Linked DNA regions of Homo sapiens: region 2 is linked to region 1. Evidence: chromatin loops called from intact Hi-C (ENCODE). Cell type or tissue: CD14-positive monocyte. All regions are shown on one strand. Each heading gives the region's core, and the rest is flanking DNA. Links, peaks and the distances in the headings are about the cores only.

Region 1 (5,687 bases), core at 653-4,652:
AGCTATTTGGAAGTTCTAGCAACAAACACACCTTAAAGACATTCCCTCATCCTTATCCAGGGCTGGGGGAGGAAACCCACACCTGATTTCAACAAAGTGTGAAGAGTCCTAAAGGAGTTTTTTAAAACACTAGGTTGTTCTTTTTTTTTTTAAGTCAAATTACTATTCCAGTTGTCATGCTATTGGGGAATGCAAAAGGCAATTTTTTAGACACACAATTACAACCTACCCCTGTGGGCCAATGAGAACCCAGCCTTCAAATAAACAAGCTTCTCATTGTTAACACAGGGTTCAAAGGCAGGGAGGTTGGAGGTGTTTTGCAGGGTATCCAGAATTCTGATCGCTGAATACTTTAGGGCAAAGAGTAAGATTTCCCACACCTCCCCCTAAATCTTACAATTCCCTGATGAGGCAGGAACATGGGAAAAAAAAGATACAGGTTAAATTACAAAGCAGAAAAATATGCCCAGCTAGAAGCTAAAGACCTGGTCTCAAAACACTGAACCGAGGAGCACTGATTCCAGCAATCAGACTGGGGTCTCCACACTTCCAACCCCCTGAATGCTTCCTCTCTACAGCAGGCACGGCTTACTACTGAGTTGTGACTAATTATCCCCCACCACAAAAGTGGAATGAGGAAGGATTATTCAAAAGACAAAGGCTAAGAGTGGAGGGTTGGGGAGAGAAGCAAATAAAGCAAGCCCCTTTGCTGGGAGGGTCCGTCACCCAGAACATTCTCTCTCTCTCTCTGCTGGAACTAGGGTTGAAAGAGAGCCGGCCATATCAGATCTTCCTCCCACAGAGAACTCACAAGCTAAACCAAAGGGAAAAAATAGAGTTCTGCTTTCATAGATGCAAATGGTTTGAGGTGCTAGAACTTTCCAAACATTCAGGCTGACACTGAAGTGGTAAGAAGCTGGGCATTTACTCCAGAAGCAATTCCATCAGACTGTCGTTCCACAGGAAGAAATGGGTGCATCACCAATTGATATGGCTGGAATTTTCCATTTGGAAGACTCAACGCCAGGACAGGAAGGAGGCTGGGGAAGAGAGAATGTCCTGTCCTGGGGAAGAGAGAATGTTCCGTGGTCTGGGACTGTGACAACGCAAAAGGCCCAAAAAGACAGCCTCATGTCTCGAACCCTAGTATAAGGAGAAGATTTTAGGAGAGTTCCACGTTAGGAGGAGAGGACTTAGGATGGGAGCTAGATAGAATGGAAAAGATTATAGTTCAGAGTTAAATTATAGGGGCTTGGAGACGAAGAAAGGTAGTTGGGTTTAAATGAGAATATTAACACATTTAGCCATCTGATTTTGAACCCCGTTAACAATTTCATTTACACCGCATCTGTAAAGAAAGCCTGTGACACAAATCACCAAAGAAACAACTGACATGTTGTCACAAATGGTTTTCATCAGGAGAAAGCAGCCTGCTAAATTTAAACACATCGCTTATATGCAATAATACAACGGTGATTTATTGAAGGTTATTTCAGCACTAATGCTTTCTATTCCAACTTAAGGAGAAAACATTCTCAACTCAGAAACACTCTGCCTGAAACATACACAGGTTGTCCAACTGGATGCTGTTGATGGGTTCTGGCTTGGGGTGACTGGAAATACATCTTAACAAAAAGCCCCATGCAGCCCTCGGAGATGGGTAGACAGTTAACTTCAAAGGAACAAATAGCAACCTTGATCTTTTCTAGCAACTAGAATTCTGTTTCCCTCTCTAGCATGAAGTATGTGAAATTCTAAACTTCTTGAAACCGATCCCATATTTTGAGTAATAGAGAAAACGCTAATCTGTGATCCAACTGAAATCTACAGTGGTGAGGGAAACAATTATGCAGAACTGAGCCAAAAAAAACCCACTTGAAGGATTTCTGCAGCGATGAAAACATTCAAAGGTGTATTGATCATGGAGGAAGGCTGCATTCAAGGGAACCATTATTTGGCTTGTAACAGCCTAGAGGAGCTGAATACTTCAGGCAGGAATGCTGCTGAGAGACGAGGAAAATGCAAACTAGTTATGTGGTGGCTATTTGCTTCTGAGTTTTAAGATAATCAATGCTGGAGCAGAAGAGAGAGGGAAAAAAAAGTTAAGCTGTTTTATCTTTCCAAGTATTACAAGTGGGCACCATAATCACCCAACTTTAGCAATAGCACCACCAGCTTTAGCACAGCATTTCAAGCACAACAATTTAAGAAAACCATCTTTTTCACAGATCAGCAAACCATCCTTTCAAAAGGAACCCGTGCACACACATGCACGCACACTCACACACACAATTAACTTGTATTTGACTAAAGGAAACTGCAGTGTCTATGCATTAAAAGGAGAAAAAAAAAAAAAAAAAAAAAAAACTTCATTTACAAAAGCAAAGACCAGAATGCAAAATTAGTCATTTTGAATAGCCACATCTAAAGGGACTTCCTTTTTCCTACACCACTGATTTCGGTTTTTTTGTGTGTGTGTGTGTGTTTTTTTTTGATTTAGTGTTAAGAACTAGTATGTTATTAGGAAAAAAAAATGAATATTACATCAAAAGTAGGCGCAAGAAAAGATCTGTACCTGTCTGAATTGCCCCACTGATGTTGGTCAATTTAGGTTAAGAACTGTTCAGTCATTTGGGGGAAAAAAAACAGTCAAATAATTCTTAAAAAGAAAAGGCAGCTGCATCTGGAGAAAATACTCTGAACTTCTGTCATTAACACATTAAAGTCTTAGAACATAGACAGCTTATTTCCTTCCATATCTGCTAGCTTCCAGCAACCCTGATGATTTAAATCAAAAACAATGGGACAACAAGCTCTTGTTTCAAACTGACATTACTTTTTTCCCTTTAAAGGTCTGTTGAGGAAACTGGGGGCCCGCTACAGAAAAGGGTAAAATTAGCTGAAAAGCAAACAATTTCTCACTCCAATAGGAAAATACACCATCAACTAGTTAGATACATTGTATACACCACCACCTCTTACACTCACATTTACCCAAGTCATTTGCCTGCAGATTTCACAAACTGATACATTTGAGGCAATTCAAAGAAATAACAGTACCTGCAAAGATAACCAAGACCACCCCATCCCATCCCAAAAAGAATAAAAGATTTCTCCCCCAGTGCCTGAGCAAGAAAACCTATGCTTACTTCTTAACCTGCATGCACTGAAAAAAGAGCAATTAAAAGTTGCAGATGAACTACTGCACCTCCAGGATGCTTTAAGCCTTCTGATTGTTAATTCTGAGGACTCAGGGATGGTCCGTAATTCCCAGGAATCTCATCTCCTCAACACTTCCAAGAGAGAGAAAAAAGAAAGCATCTAGTTTTGACAGAAAAATGCCTGAATACACAATGCCCACATATTTCTTTTCCCCAAGTGCCCCTACTATTTGACTTTTAAAGAAGAGTATCTAAGCCATCTAGAATATATAACCAACATGCACAAGACTCTGGTTCTACAGATGAGGATCATCGCACAGCAATTCAAGAATCATGCATCATTCGAAAGGACTTTTCCTGGTTTTTACTTTTCATTCAAAATACCAAAATGGTCCAGGCTGTAAGAAATATTTAATCCCCAAGGCATAACATCTTCCTCTTCTAGATTACAAAATAGTGAACATCAAAATTAAAAACCATGCTTCCCTAAATCTACAATTAATTTTTTAAGAAATTGGGGTGGGGGGGAATGGTTAGCAGAGCAGCTTTATATAAGCACTCACCTAAAACAGGCAGAGTCATCGGTAGCTAAGCTATTTATGCAGGATTCTTAAAATGGCGTCTGGCAACACTGCCTCATTCCTGTGTTGAAGCTAAAATGGTAGCAGTTTGTTCAATAGCTGTAGCTCTTGTTTAAGCAGCCCTGCGAGTTTCAAAGCCACCTTCCTAAATACCAGAACTAGGAAAAGCTGAACCAAAGGACACCAACAACCCAACGTTTAGAAGCTTAAAAAAAACTCTGCAATGACAGGGAGAGTTTGTGAAGTCACAGGTTCCTAAGGAAAAGCCTTCTCTTGTAGATCCTGAGCCTTCAACATGAGGCTCTGTGATGAGGCCCCCTTGCCCTCAAATTAGGTGGGTAGAAGGTTAGGAATCGTGCAGCCCCGTGGCACAAACTGCAGACGGACAGGTGTCTGTGCAAACACAAAAATGTTCCCAGGGAGCAGCCTGGGGGAAGGCAAGGAGGAAGCCCGGTCCCCCTTCTCTTCTCAGTCTATTAGAAACCAGCTTTGCATCCATACCAAAAAGGCGCTAGGTAAAATGAAAGTGCTTCAAGGACAGCAGGCATCTGAAAAGCCAAGCTAAAGGGCTGCACCTCAGTCTACGGCAAAGGTAAAATAAAAAGGCTGTTTATAAGCCTGCAAACAGCCACCAAATACCCAGCCCTCTGAAGCAGCCAGTCCTAAGACAGTTAACATCAAGGAAAGACAATCCGAGTCTGCAGAGGAGAAACACAAGGAAAACATTCCCTTATCCAATGCACAGGATACTCACAAATTAGATTTCTGACCACCCCCAACAGAGCCTGAGAATTAACAATGGGTTTTGCAAAACCCGCTTTCAGAGGCCGAACTAACAGCCTGAGTGGATAACGTCATTTACTGTTACAGGTCTGAGCATTGGCCTCAGAACTCCTCTGGTGCTGGGAGTGAGGAGTTTCAAGGTGACTGCTTTTTAGCTCCAGGGGAGAAAGGAGGGCACAGTGCCCAAGGCCATGCCAGGGCAAGGACGGGCCACTGGCCCCCGCCGGCCGGTAGGTAAGGTAATCGGGATGGGGGGGACAGGCTGGCAGCACACTGGCTGCAGAGCTGGCATGGCCACTGCCTGTTTGTTTGTCTGCAAGGAGAGTGGGAAGTAGCGGGGAGGGTGACCATAACCTTAGCAACCTGAAGCCAAGGGTGAACCCTTGCTCAGATCTTGCATTTTAAGAGTAACCAAAGGGTTCTGAAACATATTCCCTTTTTAAATCTCTGCTGTGCAGTAGCGAAGGCCCCTTTGAATGTATCTTTCTTTCCAGAGTCAACCAGAGGCAAAGCCAGATTGAGGGTTCCCAGGCTGACAAATGTCTGCTGCCTCTGCCACAGGAGAGAGAAGGGGAAAGAGGGCAAAAGAAACAAAGACATCACGCGTTGCAAGTGGCTGGACTTTTAAAAACCTACCTTTGCCTCCAGGGTTTTCTAGGTTACTGTCACCCCACTTCCTAAAAAGTGTCTCCCCCCTCATCCTATTTAAGACCTGATGCAGTCTCCCCACTGGTTCTCCCAGGGAAAGAAAAGGGGAAATGTTTTGTTGAAAATAAAAGGGATGACAAGAAAGAAAGGAAAAAAAGCTATTGTTTTCATCCCTAATTTATAATCCAAGAGGCCCCCAATTGTTTCTTTCTGACTCAAATCTTTGAGCTGTTAATTATAAAAGTAACTGGACTTGGCGCCAACGGGCTAACTATGATCAGGCTCAGCAATTAGAAAAACTCTGTAGAAAGTTTACTGAGTGATTATATATAATTAATTCCTAGTTACAGACTGAACACTGACCATTTTCTGGAGCTAATAAAAGCAGTTACTCCCCCTCCCCCACGTGAATGCCACTTAATTTCCCAAAGCAGAAAGTGAATCCATCCTGGAGGGTCTTGAAGGAAAAAAAAGGAGAGGAATCAAAAGCTTCAGTGTGTCTGTGTTTGCTCCT
Region 2 (5,687 bases), core at 820-4,819, 1.4 Mb after region 1:
CCCTCGTCCGCGAAACGGGGAACAGTGGTCAGATGAGAGGATCTCAAAGGGCTCCCAGCTCTGGGGCTATGAGGTCAGGCCCACACATTCTAACCACCTCGACTCCCTGCCTTCCAGCCAGACCAGTGACAACCAGCCACACCACAGACTACGACAGCTCACCAGGGATTCTGCAAGGGAGTCTTTCAATGGCTCCTTCCCTGGGGGACCTGACTATGGGACAGAGCCCCCGAGGAGGGAGGGGAGATGATGGAACCAGAGAAGCATGAAGAAGCCCCCTCAAACGAGGGCCCTGAAGAGGGGATGGCTGAGAGCTGGAAGATGGAGGTTCTGGTGTCAGACAAGCTGGTTCAAGTCCCCACCTGTCAGCGGGGGAGGGTACGTGGGCCTCTGAACCTCAGTTTCCACCTAACTCAGAGAAGGAAATAGATAACGAACCCTAACTTCAGAGTCGCACCAGAGTGAAATGCCAACGCTTACGTTACCATCACTGATGGGGTTCTTATCTGTCAGTGCATCGACGTAAAAGCAGCCCTCTCCAACTACAGACCACGCTGTACTTTCCCGACATTTCCCCAGAGTCGTGTGTCTCATTCCACTGCAGCCCCAATGCCTAGTCTGCCCTTCCTAGGTCACCCCAGGCTTTTTCTTACCTCAGGGACTTTGCACGTGCTGTTCCCCGCCCCTCATCGTCACTGCACAGGATGCTCAAATATCACCTCCACAGAGAGCCTCCCCTGACCATCCTGGCTGAAGCAGCCTCACCCAAGCCACAAGTCGCCCCCGAGCCACCCTCTACCTCGATAATCTGTTTTAATTCCCTGTAATGCAGGTAGCACAAAGTGTTGTTCTATGCATTTTGCTAATTTAGAGTCCTCCTCTCTGCGCACTGCCAGCTCCGTGATGGTGAGGGTCTCTGGCTGCTTGTGCTGAATCCACAGCATGGGTTGAGGTAGACAGAAGATGCTGAATAAATACTGGTTAAGAGGGGAAAGGAGGTGAAGTTCCATAAGCCTCCAAGCTTCCATTCCTATGTATGTAACACAGAGTAAAAGCCTCTATCTCTCAGTGTTCTTTTGAGGATTCAAGGAAATATCACTCAAAACATAAAGTGCTTAGCACAGAGAATGGAACACAATAAAAACTCAAATTTTAAAATTACCAATGTCCATCAACAGGAGAACGGATGAACAAATGGTGGTGTTCTCACACAACAGAAAATGATTCAGTAATCAAAAGAAAATTGCTAACACACGCAGCAAACTGGACGCATCTCAAAAACATGGCCCAAGCGAAAGAAGCCAGACACAAAAGGGTGCAGCCACCCGTGGGATTCCACATCTACGAAGTCCCAAAACTGGCAAGACCCTTCTTTGATGACAGAGGTTAGAAAAGCCGTCACTCGGCCGGGCCCAGTGGCTCACGCCTGTAATACCAGCACTTTGGGAGGCAGAGGCGGCCGATCACTTGAGTTCAGGAGTTCGAGACCAGCCTGGCCAACACGATGAAACCCCGTCTCTGCTAAAAATATAAAAATTAGCCAGGCATGGTGGCTACTCAGGAGACTGAGGCAGGAGAATCATTTGAACCCAGGAGACAGAGGTTGCAGTGAGCTGAGATCATGCCACTGCACTCCAGCCTGGGTGACAAAGCGAGACTCTGCCTCAAAAAAAAAAAAGAAAAGTCGTCATTCAAGGCTGGATAAAGACTGGCAAGGGGCTCAAGGGGACTCTGGAGGCAAAGAATGTTCTAGATCTTCACCTGGTGGTGATGCATACGTAATCACCAATGGAGCTGTGCACTTCACTGTCTGTAATTATCCTGCAACAGAAACTATTCCCTTTTTTTTTTTTCAGCAAAGGGTTTAAAAGGAGATTGTCACCGTCCACCCTGGTTTGTCTACTGTCCACGCATGGGTTGTCCTGGCTCAAGCCCTGAGGGCCAATACATCGTTCTGGCTTCAGGCAGAGCCAGACCCCATTCCCATTCCTTCTACAACTGTGCATCCACGAAGCCCTGGCTTCTTTGAGGCCCGTTGCCAAAGAGACGAGCCACCCTCCACACACACCCCCTCGCTGCCTCCCAACCCTGCTTCTAAGAAGATTCGGGAACAGGAAGCCTGTGTCTGCTCTCAGGTTCTGAAGCAAAGAGGCTGGGGGTGGTGGTGCGGGGGAGGGGAGATGAGGGGCTGCCCCGTTGAATGAGACGTGCCTTGAATCCTGAGGGGATCCTCTCCAGGTGTGTGAGAGGTGTCCCCCGCCCACCACAGGCACAGGGACAGCCACAAACACCTACTCTACCGTCGTCGCTGGGGCATCTCTAGGAGCCCCAGCACCCACTAGGCATGGGGCCGGCTTCGTACATCAAAGAGCCCTTGCATGTTGCCTTTCTGCTTAAAATCCTCCAACAGAGGCTGCGCTATCAGAATGAGCTCACACTCTGTGACCTCACCTCCTACGCAACTCCCTTCTCCCTCATCTCCTCCCACACTGGCACCCTTGAAGGTGCAGAAACACATGAGACAGGCTCTTGCCACAGGACCTTTGCACTGGCTGTCCCCTCTGCCTGGAACGCCTGTCACCACGTAACCACATGACTCATTCACTCTGCTCCTTCAGGTCTCTGCTCAAACGTCACCTCCTCAGTGAAGCCTGCCCTGCCCACACCATTGAAAACTGCCACATCTTCCCAGCAGCCCAGCCCTCTAATTTTGCTTCATGTTTTTCCATAGCACTTACCACCTGAGAACACTACAAATTTTCCTTGGCTGACACCTTCACTGTCTGTCTTCACTGCACACACGGTGAGGGAGAGAGCTTTTGTCTGTATTGTGCACTGCGGCAGCCTGGACACTCAGTACACAGCAGGTGCTCCATAAATCACTTGTAAGCCCAAGGAGGTAAATTTGAGGTTTATCACGGAATGGACTTTCTAAAATTTTCTGCAGGATTTCAATTGTCTGCTAAGAATATGTGCTATCTTTACCAATTAAAAAGAACAATTAGAAATCTGGTTTTAAAAGCCAGGTGGGAGCCATCTCTAGGTCAGTGGGTCTGATGCCCAGGAAGCGGGCATAAGAATTACCTGTCAAGCTTTTCAAAACACATGTTTTGCCCAGGAGGTATACCAGGAAATGACAGTCTGACTCAAGAGGTCTGGAAAAGCCAGGAAATCAGCTCTTTTTCCAAAGCTCCCAGATAACCCTGAAGGGCTCCAGGAGGTACACGAACCCGAGAATGGGCAGCAGGGCAGGGAAAGCAGCTCAGAGGAGGTCAGGGAGGACCCTGAGCATGACCTTGACAAACAGGCAAGATCTGGCCAGCCAGGCACAGTGGCTCACATCTGTAATCCCAGCACTTTGGAAGGCTGAGGCAGGTGGATCACCTGAGGTCAGGAGTTCGAGACCAGCCTGGCCAACAAGGCAAAACCCCATCTCTACTAAAAATAAAAAATTAGCCAGACATGGTGGTGCATGCCTGTAATCCCAGCTACTTGGGAGGCAGAGGCAGGAGAATCACTTAAACCTGGGATGCAGAGGTTGCAGTGAGCCAAGATTGCTCCACTGCATTCCAGCCTGGGTGACAAAGTGAATCTCCATCTCAAAAAAAAAAATCTGGCCATGCAGAAGTGAGGAAGGAAAGGAAACTGGAGACCCAGATTTGCAAACCTTTGCAATCACAAGGCAACCCCTTGGCAGCCCTAATCCATGACCCTCAGGCTACAGCAGGCGTCTGAATCACCTGGGGCACTCAGTGGAAATGCTGATTCCTGGGCCCTGAAGACTGAGAGGCTCCAACGCAGTGGGAGAGGGAGGAGCCTGGGCATCTGCCTTGTTAACATGCTTCCCCAGGCACCTGCGATGGGGCACCAGGTTTAGAAGGTGCTGGTTGAGTCTTCTGGTTTCAGTATGTACAGTTGCCTTTCATCAGGAAAATTAATAAAGTCATAGGAAGAAAACTGGAAATCACACATTCTGACAGTGCCCACTGTCAATATTTCAACATGTCACCTTCCATGGCGTCTCCTGCAGTTTTTAGGCATGGCTGTCATCACCGGTTGCACATAATTTTGCATGTCACCTTTCCAGTGGTCCACAGTGGCTAAGGAAATGGGTGTGGCTCATGTCCCTAACCATTTCCCTATCCGACCTTTAGGTTGTTGCCGATTTTGAGCGCTCACAGTGGTGTTTCAATGAGTAACCTGGTACATAAAAGTATCTGGGGATTTTCCCCCCATGCTTAGGATTTTTTTCAGCAGTGGGATCCCCTGCAATTCCAGGGGAATCACTGTTTGGGAGTCTCTTGTTGTCTCCGCTAAGTGTTTTGCCAAAGGGTTTGCACCAATTTATTGCTCTAAAATGATGCCAAAGGCAACAAGTTCTAGCCGGGCGTGGTGGCTCACGCCTGTAATCCCAACACTTTGGGAGGCCGAGGCAGGTGAATGGCTTGAACCCAGGAGGCAGAAGTTACAGTGAGCTGAGACTGTGCCATTACACTCCAGCCTGGGCGACAGGAGCAAAACTCCATCTCAAAATAAAAAAAGGCAACAAAAGTTCAAGCCTTATCAGCCGTGCAGCCCCATCACCATGCGGAGGAGGAACCCGAGGCCCAGCTGATGCTCATTAAGAATTCCTTCATGCCGGACACGGTTCCAAGTGCTTTCTCAACAGAAACCCATAAATCCTCACCACAGCCCTGTGGGCAGGGTGTGATGCCACGCACTAGCATAGAAGAAGCATTCAGCAAGCGTGTTTTGCTATTATTATTACTTGCATTTGATTTTCCTCTAAAAATGATGTGTCTAGGCTGGGCGCGGTGGCTCCCATCTATAATCCCAGCACTTTGAGAGGCTGAGGTGGGCGAATCACCTGAGTTCAGGAGTTCGAGACCACCCTGGCCAACATGGTGAAATCCCATCTCTACTAAAAATACAAAAATTAGCTAGGCGTGGTGGCGGGCACCTGTAGTCCCAGCTACTCAGGAAGCTGAGGCAAGAGAATCGCTCGAACCTGGGAGGCGGAGGTTGCTGTGAGCTGAGATCGAGCCACTGCACTCCGGCCTGGCTGAACAGAGCGAGACTCTGTCTCAAAATAAATAAATAAATAAAATAACTAAAAAAATAAAAAAGTAAAAATAATGTGTCCAGCCATATCACTGAGCAAAACTGGGGTTCCAGAAAGCTGGGCCAGGTTTCTTGGGTGGCACAGGTATGGCCCTGCAGGGTGCCCATGCCCCCAAGAAGGCGCAGGTGCGCAGCTCGTGGCAGCCCTGTTTCTGGTGAATCAGGCCGGCCCCTGTCCCTGTGACACTGGGTGAGACGTGCCCATGGCCATACCTGCAGAAGAGATGCCCCAGCCCAAGCAGTGCCATAGGAGGACAGCACTCCAATGCCCCAAATACTGCCCCAGCCACCAACCACGGGACACAGACCCAGCAGTTCCCTTTTTCTCTTTGCGGAACTTCCCACCACATCAAGCTGGAAAGGAAGTCGGCAGCTCAGCGGGAGGAAAGGCGACAGTATACAAATCGCTTCATGTCTGCTGAGGAAATTTACTGCCCTGAAACTGAGGGCTGAGGAAGGAGGAAGGGGCAGAGCAGGCTGGGCTAGGACTCACCCTGTCCACTGCCGTCCAGCCAGGATGGCCGCATGGCTGAGTGCCAAGGCCAATGGCGAAGTTGTCTGGAGAA

The links. A loop is a pair of places that touch in the nucleus more often than their neighbours do. Peaks named below come from ENCODE experiments on the same cell type or tissue, not always from the same donor. Only the 100,000 strongest peaks of a DNase experiment are listed, where the experiment ranks them.
Region 2: a loop joins it to region 1, with 10 times the contacts of the local background. A loop is called at or near these places in 2 of 110 quality-filtered maps.

Annotation. Positions count from the first base shown.
Region 1 is chr20:47,347,986-47,353,672 of GRCh38, forward strand. All of the region lies in intron 1 of ZMYND8 (zinc finger MYND-type containing 8), which reads right to left. LOC101927377 (a long non-coding RNA gene) reads left to right here and starts at 4,576. Exons shown (of 2, transcript NR_134501.1): 1 at 4,576-4,755; 2 at 5,020-5,687. RefSeq lists an enhancer at 4,686-4,835. In CD14-positive monocyte, for the core only: no CTCF peak of the experiment used is centred there; a DNase peak (open chromatin) is centred at 2,436; H3K4me3 peaks cover 2,834 bases; H3K27ac peaks cover 3,531 bases.
Region 2 is chr20:48,767,109-48,772,795 of GRCh38, forward strand. All of the region lies in intron 1 of PREX1 (phosphatidylinositol-3,4,5-trisphosphate dependent Rac exchange factor 1), which reads right to left. Among named protein-coding and RNA genes, the nearest start is that of PREX1, 58 kb to the right of the region's middle. RefSeq lists a silencer at 4,776-4,997. In CD14-positive monocyte, for the core only: no CTCF peak of the experiment used is centred there; DNase peaks (open chromatin) are centred at 2,543 and 4,123; H3K4me3 peaks cover 1,115 bases; H3K27ac peaks cover 3,843 bases.